Regions from separate parts of the Homo sapiens genome. Here all the other regions are linked to region 3. Evidence: read pairs that join two places in POLR2A ChIA-PET (ENCODE). Cell type or tissue: CD4-positive, alpha-beta T cell. All regions are shown on one strand.

The links. ChIA-PET counts read pairs that join two places held together with the same protein. Peaks named below come from ENCODE experiments on the same cell type or tissue, not always from the same donor. Only the 100,000 strongest peaks of a DNase experiment are listed, where the experiment ranks them.
Region 1: POLR2A ChIA-PET joins it to region 3 with 10 read pairs; 22 of 35 experiments call an interaction of 5 or more read pairs at or near these places.
Region 2: POLR2A ChIA-PET joins it to region 3 with 19 read pairs; 23 of 35 experiments call an interaction of 5 or more read pairs at or near these places.

Annotation. Positions count from the first base shown.
Region 1 is chr1:150,161,830-150,164,329 of GRCh38, reverse strand. LINC02988 (long intergenic non-protein coding RNA 2988) reads right to left here. Exons shown (of 4, transcript NR_135098.1): 2 at 28-134. Among named protein-coding and RNA genes, the nearest start is that of LINC02988, 2.4 kb to the right of the region's middle. RefSeq lists an enhancer at 995-1,184 and a silencer at 2,195-2,264. In CD4-positive, alpha-beta T cell, a CTCF peak has its summit at 2,004; DNase peaks (open chromatin) are centred at 999 and 1,989.
Region 2 is chr1:150,148,607-150,151,106 of GRCh38, reverse strand. It overlaps PLEKHO1 (pleckstrin homology domain containing O1), which reads right to left and starts at 1,191. Exons shown (of 6, transcript NM_016274.6): 1 at 820-1,191; 2 at 49-195. The coding sequence starts at 849. RefSeq lists silencers at 884-963, 1,104-1,563 and an enhancer at 751-1,251. In CD4-positive, alpha-beta T cell, no CTCF peak of the experiment used is centred here; DNase peaks (open chromatin) are centred at 376 and 1,246; H3K4me3 peaks cover 2,477 bases; H3K27ac peaks cover 1,363 bases.
Region 3 is chr1:150,066,491-150,068,990 of GRCh38, reverse strand. It overlaps VPS45 (vacuolar protein sorting 45 homolog), which reads right to left and starts at 1,215. Exons shown (of 15, transcript NM_007259.5): 1 at 1,041-1,215; 2 at 227-361. The coding sequence starts at 1,133. It also overlaps a transcript of OTUD7B not described here. RefSeq lists an enhancer at 1,259-1,588 and a silencer at 1,799-2,038. In CD4-positive, alpha-beta T cell, no CTCF peak of the experiment used is centred here; DNase peaks (open chromatin) are centred at 1,280 and 1,650; H3K4me3 peaks cover 1,823 bases; H3K27ac peaks cover 1,295 bases.

The sequences.
Region 1 (2,500 bases), 95 kb before region 3:
ATTAGGGATGGTATTAGGACAACTGACCTGCATGCCAAGGACATAGGACAGGAGACTATGCCACTGCCTTGTTTTGCCACTTCAAATCAGGAACCTTAGGAGAAAGGGGCTGTTTGCTGTCATGGCTTTAATATCTGGAGGAAGGGAAAGAAAGAACGGACATGAGCCTACTATTTCTGAAAGAAAGGGGTGATTTCTGAGCCATCCCAAACCAGCAGGAAGGACAGGGGTGATAACCCCAACTTGTTCACAGCAGGAAGCAAAGAGGAGAAGGGATTTGGTGTCGGAGACCATGACAAAGGTCAAGAGTTCTAGTGCTACTTGCCTTTCTATGAGTTACTTTTCCTCATATTAAGTCCTTATGAAAGCCGCCTTATGTCCATGGTTTCTGTAGCTGCACCAGCCTCTACACTTCTGATAGTTCAGGAGGAGTTGGGAATCTGTATTCTCCAATTGCTCCCCAACCTTAATGCACTTAACAAGTGTGTTCTCCACACTTTTTAACCCTCCAAAACCCCGTTTTTAAACTGGTCCTGCTAATTTTTGCATTCTCCCCATCCTTGCTTCCAACCCCAGGGTTGGGGTGAGGTTGGGGTGGGCCATGTACAAGACTTTCTGGCTCTATCTCTCATTTCCTGAGCAGAGCTGGGCTGCACTAATTGACCTCGAGGGTCTCAGCTGTTCTAAGTGGGGTGTTTGTTAGCTCTTGTTAGGCTTGTAATTAGTGCAAGGAATCTAGGTCAGAGGCAACGGGTTGGAGTGATGGTCTCCTGGGGCACGACTAAAGGTGGGGAATAGCAAACAGCCTCCTCATTCTGTGGGTGGGACTTGTGTCACACAGAGACAAATAGACACAGGGTCACATGCAGAAAGGCGGTCAAACTCTGCTGTGTGTGCATGAGTATGTGCATGAGTATGAGTGTGTGTGTGTGTTCGCTCCTGCATTTACTCGGGTTTCTTTCCAACCTCTCCATATATGGCGTGGCTCTAGAGCAGGCTGGGGATTGGCTGCTCCTGTTGGGAGACAGGGAGGTAGTAAGAAAGCAGAAAGAGAAAGGAACCCAGCGTAGAGAAGGGAGTGACGAAGTGGGGGGTGGGGGCAGTAGCTGAGCTTGAGGGTTGCAGAAGTGGGCTGGGACTGCTTGCCTGTGAGGTTTAGATAGAAGAGAGATTCTTAGAGACTCATTTCCTGGGAGAATGAGGCAAATTTATTACTGGCAGAGGGGTTGGGAGAGCGGCTGGGGAAGGAGGCGAGAGCTGTTTCCCCAGGGACAGAGCTCTAGGCTCAGAACCGCATAGTATGTGAGGACCAGGGCAGGAGTTAGAGAAATTTGCACCTTTCTTTTCTCCCTGGTAAACCTATGCTGTGGAGATAGAAGGAAATCAACTCATCAGCGTTCCAGGCCAACACCCCAGACATTCTTCCTAATGGAGGGAGCCGGGACTGCAGTTCCTTTATCCCTCCTCAGGCCCCTGGCTAACAACCTGATGGGGAAGGACAGGAAAAGTTGAGGAAAGTGTCACTGAAATGAGAATTAAGATTTCGTTCTTTACCTGCCTCTACCCCTCACCCCCTCTCAACTCTGTGTCCTGGGTTCCACCCCTTACCCCGTCTCCCCATCCTAGGGCCTCCGGAGGGCACTTCCCTTTGCTTCATCTGTGTAAGAAAAGAAGGGAGCAGAGCGGTTGGGAGTGGAAAGGGAGGGAGAATAAGTGCACCCTGAAAGTGTCTGGGGGCAGCTGTGTGCTGAGAAAGTTGCCCCACACAGCTACTGAGCCAGCCCATTTGCCACGCATCACAGTTACCGGGGGCACGGAAGGGAAATATTGCAGGCAGAGGGGCTAAAATGATGAAGTGAGGGAGGAGAAGCACTGGGAGGAAGGGAAATGAACGTAAGCACCTTCCCATCCTCCTGTCACAGTGCCCAGGTTCAATACAAATGCTTCAACAGAACTCATGCCAGCAGCCTACCACAAGGGTGCACCTTAAGCGATTTTTCTAGTGGGAAGCCTGGTTCCATGCTAAGCTCTAAAGTTCTTGAAGACCAGGGACCATGCTTTCATCCCTTCTGGCTCTCTCCTCTGAAGAGAGAGGTCCAGCACAGCCTGTGGCCTGGATCTAGCTAAGTGACAGTGACCCCACCCCGGTGGCCTCATTCACACAGTGCTCCTTCCAACTGAGCTAGCGGCTCACTGCCCAGAGTCAAACCAGTAACAGTAGCTGCAGTGGTCACTTTCTGACTGACAGGCATTTTCCATATTGTCCTCACCCATCCAATAGCTCTGCAGCTTGCAGATGAAAAAAACTGATACTCGGAAAGCATGTGCCTTGCCCAGAGCCTCATAATCAAGAAGTAACAGAGTTAGAATTTGAATCCAGATCCATCTGGTTTCAAAGCTGGGCTCATTTCACCACCCTAGGGCCTGGATGTTCCAGTAACTGCTGGAGAACTGGAAGCTGTTGGTTTTAGAGCCTGAAGCCCAGGAGCACAGTGCCCAG
Region 2 (2,500 bases), 82 kb before region 3:
AAGTGGGGGCTATGAGAAAACGGAGAGTTAGAGGCAAGAGGCACCCACCTCCTTCTCAGAGATGTAGAGCTGGTCCCCTTTCAGCACCACATAGCGGTTTTTCCAAATCTCCCTGAAAATCCCTTTCCCGCAGAATTTCCGGACCCAGCCGACCTTCTCGGGCGGTGCAGGCTGCTGGTTTCCATCCTGAGGTCCCTGCCCCAGGACAAGATGAGAAGCGGGCGGTTAGGAGATTCCAGCCGGCGCTTCCTCTCCGTCCGTCTCTCACGACCGCCTCGGCGGCCCAGTCTCCTCCGAAGGCTGCGGCCGGGGGGCGGGGGGCCGCCCCAGGTTCGCTCCCACTTCGGAAAGGTTTTCACTCCGAGGAACTCCCCCCGCTCCCCTCCCCCGCTCCCGAATAAACAACCGGGGCTGCAAGTGGCAGGGGCGCCGGCCGGGCGCGGAGAGGCTCCCAGGTTCCCTCCAGGCCCTGCGCCCCCGCCGCCCCGTCCTCGCCGCGCGGGGACTAACGGCGTTTCTCTGGTTTTCTCTCCCATTGTCTCCTCGCCACGGCGGAGCGCGAGGCAAACGCTCGCCCGGCGCCCGGGGGCGGGGGAGGTGCGGGTCGTGGGGAAACTCAGCCAAGTTGAAGCCCCCCGAGGCGAGTAAACAAACAAAAGCCCCCGCGGGCGCCTGGCGGGGCCGAGGCCGAGGGGACCGGGCCGCCGGGGCGGGGGCGCGGCCGGGCCGTGGGTCTCCCAGGCCGCCGCGGCGCCGACGGAGCGGGGGTCGTCAGAGCGCGGAGGCGGCGGCGGCCGCAGGGCGGGCAAGCGCACTCACCCGCTTGGCGGAATTGTTCTTCTTCATCATTCCCAGCGGGCGCGGGCGCGGGGCGGCGAGCCGAGGGGCGGCCCCGCGTCGGGGCCTCGGCGGCACCGCGGGGGCTCCTTCCCCGCGGGAGGGCGTCGGAGCTGCCCCGGCGCCGCCGCTCCTCCCTCGCGCCCTCCCGCTCCCGGACTCTCCCCTTCTTTGTAGCTCCGGTTTCACTCAAGGCCGGCCTCCCTCGCATTCGCACTCGCACACACACGCACGCCCGCTCCCCGCCCCTTGGCGCCCTCCATCCCGGCGCCCACGCGGCCCGGGTCCCCGAGCGCACCCCCGCCACCCGCCCGCCCGGCCCAGCGCGGCCGCTCCCCCGGCCCGGTGCGCTGTGGGCGGCCCAGTCCGCACCCCGCAGCTCCATCCGCGGGCCGCTGACGTTGCGAGTTCAGAATAAAGGGCGAATCGCGGAGCCGCAGCTCGGGCGCTCCCCCCGCCCCCCCGCCTTTGTTTCTGACTCACGGAGGGGGAAGAAGGCGGCTTCGAAGCGGCTGGAGACCGCTCCCCAGGGGGCAGGGACCCTCGCTCCGGCGGCGGCTCGGGCGACACGCGGAGCCCGAGAGACCCGGCCGCCGGCCGCCCCGGGGCCCAGTGGGCGGGCGCGGTGGATAATGGAGAGACGTGCGGATTCGTGAAGACTGGAGATCGCCAGCCTCTACAGCATCGCCTTACCCGACCAAAAACAAAAACGAGAGCGGGAACCGGGAGGGCGCGCCACCCACAACCCGCATCAGGAATTCACGCTCCTAGGTGCTAGGGTGGCCTGGGCAGGTCAGATGCTGGGGGAAAGTTTTATGCTCCGGAGGGGATCGACGTGTTGGGGGATGGGGTGGGACAGAAGTTGCTATTAATACACGTTTCTTCCAGCGTACAATGCCTCAGGCCTTATTGTAGCTTCAGGAGAATAATCCTAAGGATGAGGCGGATTTTATGATCTCCATCTCACAGGGAGAAAACGGAGACTCAGAATAGCTGAGGGATTTGCAGACACAGTGTCGATGCTGGCTTTTCAGACACAGTGTCAATGCTGGCAGGAATAGAACTCTGTCTCCAAACCATTATCCTTTCTACCAAGTGGCTTTCAATATAAGTTCCAGGTGAGGCTTAAACTTCCTGCCACCTGGGTATCTTTTCCCGCTATACTGATAGGTAAAAACCCCACCCTCTCTACAGCGCTGGAGCCCAGTGGAGGGAAGGGCTGAACGCCCAGAGAATGCCCTGACTAGAGAAGCCTCTGCTGATCCCTCCTACAGCAGATCTGCCTCAGAGCCTCCAGGACACATCTTAGTAACTTCATGTCTTTTTAATATATATACGTGTGATGGAAAAGGGGAGTGAGAAACCCCGCGCTTGGGTACTGGTTTCATCACCACTCTGGGCTTTGGTCAAGTCACTGAATTTCTTTAGGCCCGCGTCCCTCCACGTATTAAGTGGTGAGGGATGAACTGCCATTTTTATCAACAAGGAAAGCTAGGGGAAGATATGAGATGACCTCTGAGAGTCCTTTGAAGATATGTGTTGTCTTCCAGGGCTAATTTTGAAATCATAATAAGCTAATAAACACATTGCCTGGCATATGGCAAGCATGCAGTAACCACAAAATGAATAAAAATCCCTGGCACTGAGGAGCAGGGAAAAGGAA
Region 3 (2,500 bases):
GGAATGGCTGTGAACCTAAAAAACATCTTGAAGGAAGAACTGGCTGTAAGGGGTCAACTGAAATATGGAAACAAAACAAGAAAAATGAAGGTTATAACACTGATGAACCAGGATAATTATGATGCCACAAATTATGATAATACAAATTTATTTTGCCTTCTTAATGCTTTCAGATCAGAGTGTTCTGCATCTGCCTGGGCAGATGGAAGCTCAGTTTATGCAGTACCTTTGTAGGTCGAAGAAAACAAATTGCCTTCAGGTGTTTCATGATCTCTCGATTTTGAGAATCAATGCGTTCAAAGAGGTACACTTCCTTCTGTAGAATCTCCGATTGTGTGTATACCATACTCACTATGCCAGTCTGTAAAAACAAAAGATTAACTAAAAGTATGCTAGTCTAGAATAATAAAAACAAGTAGCACATCTAACCCTCTTTTTTCATTAATACTTAGCTGGATAACTTAAATAGTAATATACGGAAAACATTTACTGAACATCCAAACAGGTAGGTAACATACGAGAATGAAAAATACGCTCTATCCTTTCAGCTGAAGCTTCAAGATTAAAAACAAAAAACATGGTCTCTTTGAACAGGAACAATCCATAAGTTTCCAAAAATATTTTTTTCTATCACCTTAAAGAGTTTTGTTTTCTGGTCTGTGGCCAACAAATAATCTGTCATTTCAGCTTGAGCTCCAACAGCTTTACTTTAAAAACACAATGTTGAGTGGAAACAGTAGGCCCATCCCAAAGCCTTCCAAGTGCTCTGACATATTAATGATTTCTTGGCGGGGACATTTAGAAAAGGATTTCTGATTCCAATAAATTGTTCCGGGTAGAAGTAGTCTCTAGGCAGTGGCTGGAGCCATGTAGACTGAAAACCCACCGGGCAAGCTTTATATAAACAACTTTTCAATTCCACACAAACCGACCCTCATTTTCGTATGTTTAATTAAATGCTAAGTCCTACAGTGGAATGGGACGAGCAATTGTAAGGTTGAGAGGGTTCCTTCACAAATGCTGAGCAAAAGCAAACTCACCGTCTCTTTATCCATGAGAAGTACTTTCATACCAGGCCCGCTGTCCTCTATCATTTTGGAAATGTACTGCTTCACAGCAAAAACCACGTTCATGGCGGCGAATTGACAAGTACCCTACAGCCCTTCCCGCCCCCTTTTCTGGCTAAATTAACCCCCAGTCTGTTGGCCGGGTCTCAGCTGCTTCCTCCCAGCCGGGATTCGGCTTCCGGGAGTCCGGGCAGCCACGGTGCTGGGAGTTGTAGTTCCGCTGGAGTGTACAGGGGACCAAGCCTACCCCGGGGATGGAAAAATCCGGCTGAGACGGCCTGGGCCGCTGCCACGCGCGGGCGTTATTCTCCACCCACCTGCGGCCTGAAGATGCCTGAGGCCCGGACTCTCAGACCCCTATTGCCCTTTGGTGCTGGAGGCCCAGCGGCAGCCTGAAGCCCAAGAGAGTGGAGCCTCGCGAAATGAGGAACCTGGCACAAGGTTTGCTTGGAAGCAGGAACGACGGAGTGTGGCTACGTGCCCTATTTGCCATTAACGCTTTCTTGCATGGCAGTGAGAGATGAGGGCAAGGGAGGTGGCATAATGCTCCCGGCCGCTTGGGACTCGGAGAGACGGCATTTAATAAATCACACGCGGTATTTGCGAAACAGTGGTCGAGATTCGTCTTCCCGGGTTCATTGCGTCATTAATAGGCGGGAACAGTGCCCCTGTGTTGAGGCTGCAGAGGCCCTAATTGGTTTTCCCAAGACAGAGGGGCATATGAGATTGAACAAATATTTGTTGAATGAATGAACAAAGGGAACGCCTTTTAGGGATGTTTCTGGGGGAAAGGCCTGAGGTTCTCCAGGAGGGTCTGCAGCTAGGGTCGGCCGTGGGGGCTCGCAGCCCGCGGGACCACCGGACCTGCAAGCGTCCCCCTGCCCCGCCCCCGCCTCGGCGCTCTGAGCAATTGGACTCTGCCAGCTCTAACTCCGGCGGGACTCTGAAACTCAGGCAAGAGCCGAGGTGACTGGGTCCTTTGAAATGGGTAGGGGACACGTATCCGGTAGAACTAAAACTAGCGTGGGGATTTGAAGCCAAAACTCTCAAGTTTTTACTGAATCTTAAAACCATCAACTTCCAAATGTCTGCATTTGTCTTTACACCACACAGGTCTCCCCTCTATCATGGCATTTGTCGAAAAGGAGGGTAGATGTTTGTTTTTCGCACCTTTACTTTGGGGAATTGTAAAATCAGGAAGATAATAAGAAACAATTGTTAGAAATCAGTAACTAAAAATGCTTATGAATATTTCCACCAAAATAATGACCAGTGTTTGTGAGGTCAATAGATTCAGGATTACCAAATAAATTCTTTCATTATATTTTAAGAAGTACACAGTTAAAATAGACCAATAGCACTTTAACATTAATCAGCTTAAGATTATGCAATATTATATATAATTCTCAAATCCCTTAAGGGAGATCAGAAAC